2 separate regions of the Homo sapiens genome follow, and region 2 is linked to region 1. Evidence: chromatin loops called from intact Hi-C (ENCODE). Cell type or tissue: endothelial cell of umbilical vein. All regions are shown on one strand.

What was found. Peaks named below come from ENCODE experiments on the same cell type or tissue, not always from the same donor. Only the 100,000 strongest peaks of a DNase experiment are listed, where the experiment ranks them.
Region 2: it touches region 1 in a loop (8-fold over the local background); 6 of 110 quality-filtered maps call a loop at or near these places.

What each region holds. Positions count from the first base shown.
Region 1 is chr18:49,662,553-49,666,552 of GRCh38, reverse strand. The region is part of intron 2 of LOC105372112 (a long non-coding RNA gene); the gene reads right to left. Among named protein-coding and RNA genes, the nearest start is that of LIPG, 100 kb to the right of the region's middle. RefSeq lists enhancers at 1,569-2,414, 2,415-3,262. In endothelial cell of umbilical vein, no CTCF peak of the experiment used is centred here; a DNase peak (open chromatin) is centred at 1,922; H3K27ac peaks cover 1,868 bases.
Region 2 is chr18:49,722,305-49,726,304 of GRCh38, reverse strand. The region is part of intron 3 of LOC105372112 (a long non-coding RNA gene); the gene reads right to left. Among named protein-coding and RNA genes, the nearest start is that of ACAA2, 89 kb to the left of the region's middle. RefSeq lists enhancers at 1-520, 1,776-2,975. In endothelial cell of umbilical vein, no CTCF peak of the experiment used is centred here; a DNase peak (open chromatin) is centred at 2,484; H3K27ac peaks cover 3,400 bases.

The DNA.
Region 1 (4,000 bases):
CAAGATCCCAGAACAGAAAAAGAAGTTCCAATTTTCCTTGTCTTTTCCCTTGAGTCTTACAGGCTTTGCCTCTTGATTCTTTACAGCAAACAGAATTGCCTCTAGGTAAAGATAAAAGTGAATGGACTCTCAGTTTTCCTTAATCTAATTACAAATGTATGCGTTGGCTTATCTTCTATCTCATATACACATAGCATCTATTACATATTACTCCCATGCCTCAACATGCTCTGATTTAAGGCAGATGAAGGGGTTATTTGCAAAGATAACTAATTCTGTTTGGTTTAATCATATAACTATATCTTTACTGTCTGTTATTTTTTTTTCCTCTCAGGCTGGAGTGTAGTAGCTCACTGCAGCCTCAAACTCCTGGGCTTATGTCAGCTGACTATTCTAAATCAAGATGAGTCATTCCCAAGAGACATTTCAAATCATTTTGGAGAAGTAAGATATTCACACATGAAGCACTTGGATATTCATAAATAGGCACCTCTAACCCATGAGTGGGTTAATTCATACAGGTCAGGATTCTGTCATATATAAGGGACAAAAAGTCCACTGCGGCTGAAGGAAAGGAGTCAGGGAAGCACAAGGACAGTGCCTGTCTCAGGGACAGCTAGGACGGGGGGCTCCCAAGATAGACCGAGAGAGACTCACTCTCCTCTGGATTCTGCTTCCCAGTGCCAGCCCCCAGGTTTGCATTATTCTTCCTGCTGCAGAGGATTCCTCTAAATGGCAGTGGAAGGCAGGTCAAGGGCAAGACAAGACAAGACTGTTGAAGACCATGCAATGGACTGAATGTTATGTCCCCCCAAAATTCCTATGTAAAAATCCTAATCCCCAAGGTAAGGGTATCAGGAAGTGGGGACTTAGGGAGGTAATTAGGACCTGGCAGTGGAGCCTTCATGAATGGCATTAGTGTCCTCATAAATGAGGCCCAGGAGAGACCCTCTTGCCCCTTCCACCATGTGAGGACATAGCAAAAAGTCACCACCTATGTCTTAGTCTGTTTTCTGAACTGGGCAATTTATAAAGAAAAAGAATGTATTTCTTACAGTTATGGAGTCTGAGAAGTCCAAGGAGGAGGGGGCACATCTGGTGAGCATCTTCTTGCTGGTGGGAACTCTGAAGAATCTCAAGGCAGTATGGGCTATCACATGGCAAGGGGACCAAGCGTGCAAACCCACTTCCTCAGGTCTCTCTTCCTATTCTCATAAAGCCACCAGTTCCCCTCCTATGCTAACCCATTAATCCATTCATCCACAAATGGATTAATCCATTCATGCATAAATGGTTTAACCCATTCATGAGAGCAGAGCCCTTCACTTACCTCTTAAAAGCCCTGCCTCTCAATACTACCACATTAGGGATTAAGTTTCAACATGAGTTTTGGAGGGGACATCCAAACTGTAGCAAGCTGTGAGCCAGAAAGCAGGTGGTCACCAGATACCAAATCTGCTGCCACCTTGATCTTGAACTTCCCAGTCTGCAGAACTGGGAGAAATAACGTCTGTTGTTTTTAAGCCTCCCAGTCTCAGGCATTTTGTTATAGCAGCCTGAACAGACTGAGACGCTCATATCACCCCTGCTCAGCAACCTCCACCAGAAGGAAAGGGTCGTTCTCATTGCCTCCCTATGTCAAAATCTCAAGGTAGAATGACAGCTGACCAAACCCTGGTCATGGGTTGCAGGGACCAATCATCGTGTAGGTGGGGGGTGGGGCTACTGTGATTGGCCAAGCCCGGGTCACACGTCCATCCCTGGGACCCTGCAGTGGAGTCACGTCATGGCAGCCCCAGCAAGGTCACAAGTCTGGAGTTAAAGAGTTGCACTTCCCCAGAGGAAGGGGGGTGGGCGGTATTATTGCCAGAAGAAAGGGAAAGGGCCATTGGACAGGCCAAAAACAACAGATGTCCACTATAATTATGTTCCAAGAGTTCCTCTGAAAGTGGTTGTTTGGAACTAAATTACATTTCCCAATGAAAACAATTGTATAACAATGCCTTATGTTTGCATGGCGTTTTATGAGGCACTTCCTTACCCATTATGTTGTTTGACCCCTCGGTTGCCCTGCCAGGTAGAAAGGATAGGCAGTTCCCTTCTGCCACACTGAGCCAGCCCTTAAAGTGCTGCAGCTGAGGGGCCCTCTGTGCCGGCTCCCGGGAGCCCTGAGGTTCTGGGCAGGGAGGCAGTTTCGGTGGAAGAACTTCCAGGACAGGGGCAGGTGTTGTGGGGAGCTGGCTGCTTCTGCCAGGCCTGAATGCTTCTGCTCCCTTCTCCCCTGACTGAGGCCTGGGCCCCTTGGATGGAGTCCCCAGGCTGTCTCCAGGGCTGTGTAAAATGCTGGTTGGAGTAGAAGTAGAGCAGGTGGAATGAGAAAGGGGCAGCAGGGAGCCCACACTGCATCCGGGGCAAGGGGCGGAGCTGAGCTGAGCTGAGCAGCACTGTGAGTGGCTGGAAGTAGGAAATGGGAGGAAGCAGTGGGGCGGGGGCACTTTAAAGGCAGAAATATTTCATTTTAATTTATCCACTGCATGATACTGCAATACAACTCTCCTCATATAAATCCCTGACTCACCAGTTAAACTGTCCGGGACAAGACACGCAGCTTGTCTGAGGAGGTAGGGTGGGTGCTGAGGGATCACACGGAAGGGACAGAGGGAAGGAAGATTTGGAGAGCTCTGGAGAAGCAGGAAATTGGAACCAGAGATGCCTGAAGGACACATAAACTCCAGGGATGAGCAGGAATTGTGGGAAGACATTGGACACCCCAGGATGGGAGGAGAGGTGTTCTGGTCACAGGGCTGGGGACCTCTGTTCAGTAGGATGGCAGTCGCCACCCCAGCCTCAGTGCTCTGTGACCTGAGCCCCAGCACCAAGTGCAGACCCACACCCAGGCCCTAGAGGTGGTGGCCAGGGATAGAGAAGGCTAAAGAGGAAGACAAGTGGTAGGAATATGAAGGGAGAGGCCCTCTTCCTCAGGGATTATGGATGGACACTGATCATTCTCAGGGGAGGAGGGCAGACCAGGCAGAAGCCTCAGGGGTTGTCCTCCATAAAAAAGTTAAAAGTAATCAGCAAAAACGAGAAGAAAAGAAGACACTTCCCACATCACCTTTCTCAGAAACTTCCAGTCATTCCCTAGGACCTAGGGCACTAAAGGCCTTTGAAATCTGCAGAACCTTTGACCTAGTAATTCTGCTTCTATAAATTTATTAAGAAATAATCCGAGGTACATGTAACTATGTATATACAAGAATGCCATCGAGCCTTCACATACCCTGAAAAATTTAAAATAATCAGATAACCATTAATAAAGAATTGATTAAGTACATTACAGTCTTCCCTCAGTATTCACAGAGAGATTTGTTCCAGGATCCCTGAGGATACCAAAATCTGGGATGCTCAAGTCCCTAATATAAAATGGCATAGTATTTGCATATAACCTACAAACATCCTCCCCTAGACTCTAAACCATCTCTAGATTGCTTATAATATCTAATACAATGTAAATGCTATGAAAATAATTGCTATACTATATTTTTAAATTTATATTATTTTTATTGTTGTATTGTTATTTTTACTTTTTCAAATACTTTTGATCCAAGTTTAGTTTAATTCTCAGATGCAGAACCCACAGACATGAAGGGCTGGCTATAAAGATGAATTACTGTGCGTCCATTAAAAATCAGGTTTCAAAAGATGGCTTCATGAACAAATGCTCATAACATATTAATGATATTTTTAAAACAAGTTATAAGGCACGTGTAACATATGACTACGACGACTGTGACCAAAAGTTACTGGAGGGAAATACATCAAAGGCATTGCATTCTCTAGGTGATACGCTGACTCATGATTCCTTTTGGATTTATTCTTTTCTATATTTTCCAACATTTCTATAATTAGCATGTATTACCTTGTAGAAAAAAGTAAAGGTGTAGTTATTTGTTGATTATCCATTTTAAAAGAGTTCTCTACGGCCTACAGGAACAATTTC
Region 2 (4,000 bases), 60 kb before region 1:
CTGGACCCCTGTGACTCACCCTCTGTGTGTGGCTTCTCAAGCAGATTTCCCAGGACAACATGAAAGGCTGATAGATTATTACTATCTGGTTTCATGTTCCTCCTTTTGTTAAAATTCCTAATATAAGGAAGTGGAGGTGGGGGACTGAAGGAAGTCTCACTTTACAGCCCGACCCCCACTCCCTGGCAGCTCAGCTATTGCTGGCCCTCCAGGGTGGCAAGAGACAGAAGTGTATTTCCCAGGACCAAGTCAAAGAGCTCTTCCCTCTTCATCTCTCTTCCCTTATCAAGGGTGTTAATCTTACTGGAATTCACTTCAGTACAGCAAATGGGGCCAGATGGTAGAGGGGAGGAAATGACCCCAAGGTGTCTTGCCTATAAACCTTCCAGGGCCCTTGGAAACTTCCTGGGGGCACTCAGCCCGTCAGGCCCCCAGGAACTTGTACCAGGTCACAAATTCCCAACCCCTGGGGATGGAGACTGAGCCAGGAAAGGTGGGCTAAGTGAGAAGGTAGAATGAACCCTCTTACCCCTGCTCCAAGATATACTTTTTAAATATTTTCAAATTATTTTTAAATGTTCTTTAATTATTTTTAAATGTTCTTACTAGGTATATTCAGTGGGTGTTTATTCCTCTCCTTCCACCCCTAAAGCTATTATTAAATCTATGAGGTATCTGATAACTGGTTATGGATGAAAAGGTTGACATAAATGAATAAGGAAGAAACAGATATTCCCTGTATGTTACCATTCAATATCCTTTTTTTTTTTTTTTTTTTTTTTTTTTTGCCATTTTCTTCCCATCAGCCTTGGGTTTTAATGGTTTTTATCTACTAATTTTTAAAATAATCTTTTTTAAATAATTAAAAATAGCAACTTGTACACCAATGTTTATAGCAGCATTATTCACAATAGCCACAAGGTGGAAGGAACCTGAATGTCTATTGACAGATGAATGGATAGATTAACTGTAGTCTATCCATATGATGGAATGCTATTCAGCATTAAAAAAGAATAAGGCTGGGTGCGGTGGCTCACGCCTGTAATCCCAGCACTTTGGGAGGCCGAGGCGGGAGGACCACGAGGTCAGGAGATTGAGACCATCCTGGCTAGCACAGCGAAACCCGAAACCCTGTCTTTACTAAAAACACAAAAAATTAGCCGGGCTTGGTGGTGGGTGCCTGTAGTTCCAGCTACTCAGGAGGCTGAGGCAGGAGAATGGCATGAACCTGGGAGGCGGAGCTTGCAGTGAGCTGAGGTCGTGCCACTGCACTCCAGCTTGGGCTACAGAGCGAGACTCCGTCTCAAAAAAACAAACAAACAAAAAACAAAAAAGAATGATAAATTCTGATTCATGCACCACCATGGATGAACCTTAAGGACATTATGCTAAGTGAAATGAGCCAGACACAAAGGCTAATACTGTACGATTCTGCTTATATGAGGCTCCTAGAGTAGTCAAAGTTGCAGAGATAGAGGTAAAATAGAAGTTACCAGGGGTCGGGGAAAGGGGGGATGGGGGAGTTTTTGGTTGATAAGTACAGCATTTCTGTTTGGGGTGATGAAAAAGTTCTGGAGATGCATGGCAGTGATGGCTGTGGAACATTGTGAATGTCCCTCGGTGCCACTGAACTGTACACTTAAACATGATTAAAATGGTAAATTTTATGTTATATACATTTTACCACAGTAAAAAAAAATTTTACAGATAAAATTATTCAGGATTCCAAGCTGGTGACAGCAGAGCATTAAACCAAGCACAGGGTTTTCTGCTTGTGCGGCCCACCACGGCACAGGTCGCATGCTTGTGAAGACACCTGCCTGTACCTGGCATTGGGGACAGCAGCAAATCAGACCTGGCCCTGCCAGCAAGGAGCTGGAAATGGAACCAAACCCCGAGACTCTTCCTGACACTGGCCGGGCAGGAAGAGCTCCTGACCAGTGTTTCCTGACCTGGGTTCTAAGCACAGAAAATGCTGGAATTTTCGCATGTAGCCTAACTTTTGTGAAACACTCTTTCCTGACACATGACATTTCATATAGGTGAGGCAACTTTTGGTATTCTTTTAAAATAGAATTGCAGAATCCTGGGTAAATCAAGGGTTCCATCTCGGAGCTAGGTCTCATCATCACTTTCACCTTTCTGATGTTCCCTCCCGTTAAGATGAGAATCAAACAAGAAAATGCCACATCATGGTTCCTAGATGAGCATCAGGTCAATACAAATAGAAGCCACTGAGATCAGAGTGCAAATGGCACTGAGAGGTGGTCCTGGGGTGCCACAACTTTGACAGGGTGACAACTACTGTTGACTGAGAATGTGGGAGGAGGTGAGTCAGACGGAGAAATCACCGATAAAGAACAATGCTCAATTGTCCGCTGACGCCTCCCTTCTGATAACATCTCACTCTCGAAAAGGCTCAGAGTTTCTCTTTGCAAATTACTAAGGAAAAGGAAGAACCTCTCCACTTCTGGGCAATTTTCCCATCTCTCCTTATAAACAAAAATGTGGTCACTGCCAGCCCGCCCTTCTCCTGCATCCCACACTGTGCTGTGCCCTCACGAAGCCTAGAGTGACCGCAAGACGGGGCAACCCCCGGGGGCTGCCTTTGAGCCACGGCTGTGAGAGAGGGTAGAGCCACATTTCAAGTTCTCGCTCCTCTGTTGTGTTTCCCAGACCTTCTTTTTTAATGTGTGAAAGCTTCCCTTAAATCCTTTAGGAAAACTGGCAGTACATAAAAAACAAAAACAAAAAGTCAAGAGTAGAACAATGATAGCTCTTGTCTCAAATAACTAAATGCAGAAATAAACAAGTTCTTCCCATAGCCTAGCCACTGATGGTGTGTCAGAATAAAAATGAGGACCTGGGAGTTCTTCAGTCAAATTGCTTTCGTCAAATTATGTGCCCTTTGAGATCCTTCTTGTCTCAAAAAGGGATAATCCTATTTCCCAGAGGTGTTTGGACACCAAATGAAATTTGCCGTAGAAAGTCTAAAAACCCCATTGGACCCACCTTTACCTAACATTGGGATCCGAGAACACCTGATGACAGCTCATCCCACACCACAGAACTGAAGGTCAGCGGCTGGTTGTGTACAGGGAGCCAGGAAGGCTTTCCTGCAAAGCTATATTTTACTCAGAATATATCTATGCCTGTTTCCCTTCCAGGTCTCCCAGCAAGGTAAGTTTATCCTGTGATGTCCAGTTCCGGCCCCATGGTTTGGCAAGTGCTACCTTAAAGAAAGGCCAGGGCTGAGCACCATGGCCTTATTGTCTTTGCTGCAATTTACTTTAAAATGCTTTGGTATAAACAGTATGATGTACCTGTGTGAAATTAGCTTATACATTTACTTGCTCAGAATAGGTGATACATTCACATGGTAAAACCATCAAAACAATATGAACTGTATTACAGTGAAAAGTCTTGTTTCTACTCCTACCCCTATTGGCCCTATTTCGAATCCTCTTTCCTACCCTGATCCCCAGAGGTAACTTACTAGTTTCCTGCGTATCTGTCCAGCAAATACAAATGCAAATACAAATGCAAACCCTTATTTCCCTCCAGCTCCATAGAATGCAAATTATTTCCTCAGATGTCTGCACCTTGATCTTTCCCTGAACCCTATATCTTGGGGTGGGGGCAGGTGTTTCTCCACCAGTTCCTGGAAAGCTTCCTTATTTGCTTACTTCAGTAGCACACTGTTCCATTGTGTGATTGCACCAAATTTTCCTTATGGAGTCTCACGAAGGTGGGCATTTTGGTTGTTTCTAGTTGTAAGATGACTTAAATCAACATCCCGAGAGTGGCTAGTTAGCATTTAAAGCACTAACCACTTGATTTCAAAATTTAAGTCACAGGGCTCCAGAATTATCATACAAGATGATAGAAGTAATTTCTAAATTTTCACTGGTGAAATGAATGCTGATCAACGTGGTTAGCTAGAAAGATGTTACAATACCCACCACCCATGAAAACAAGGTCTAAGAAGCTAGCCAGCCCA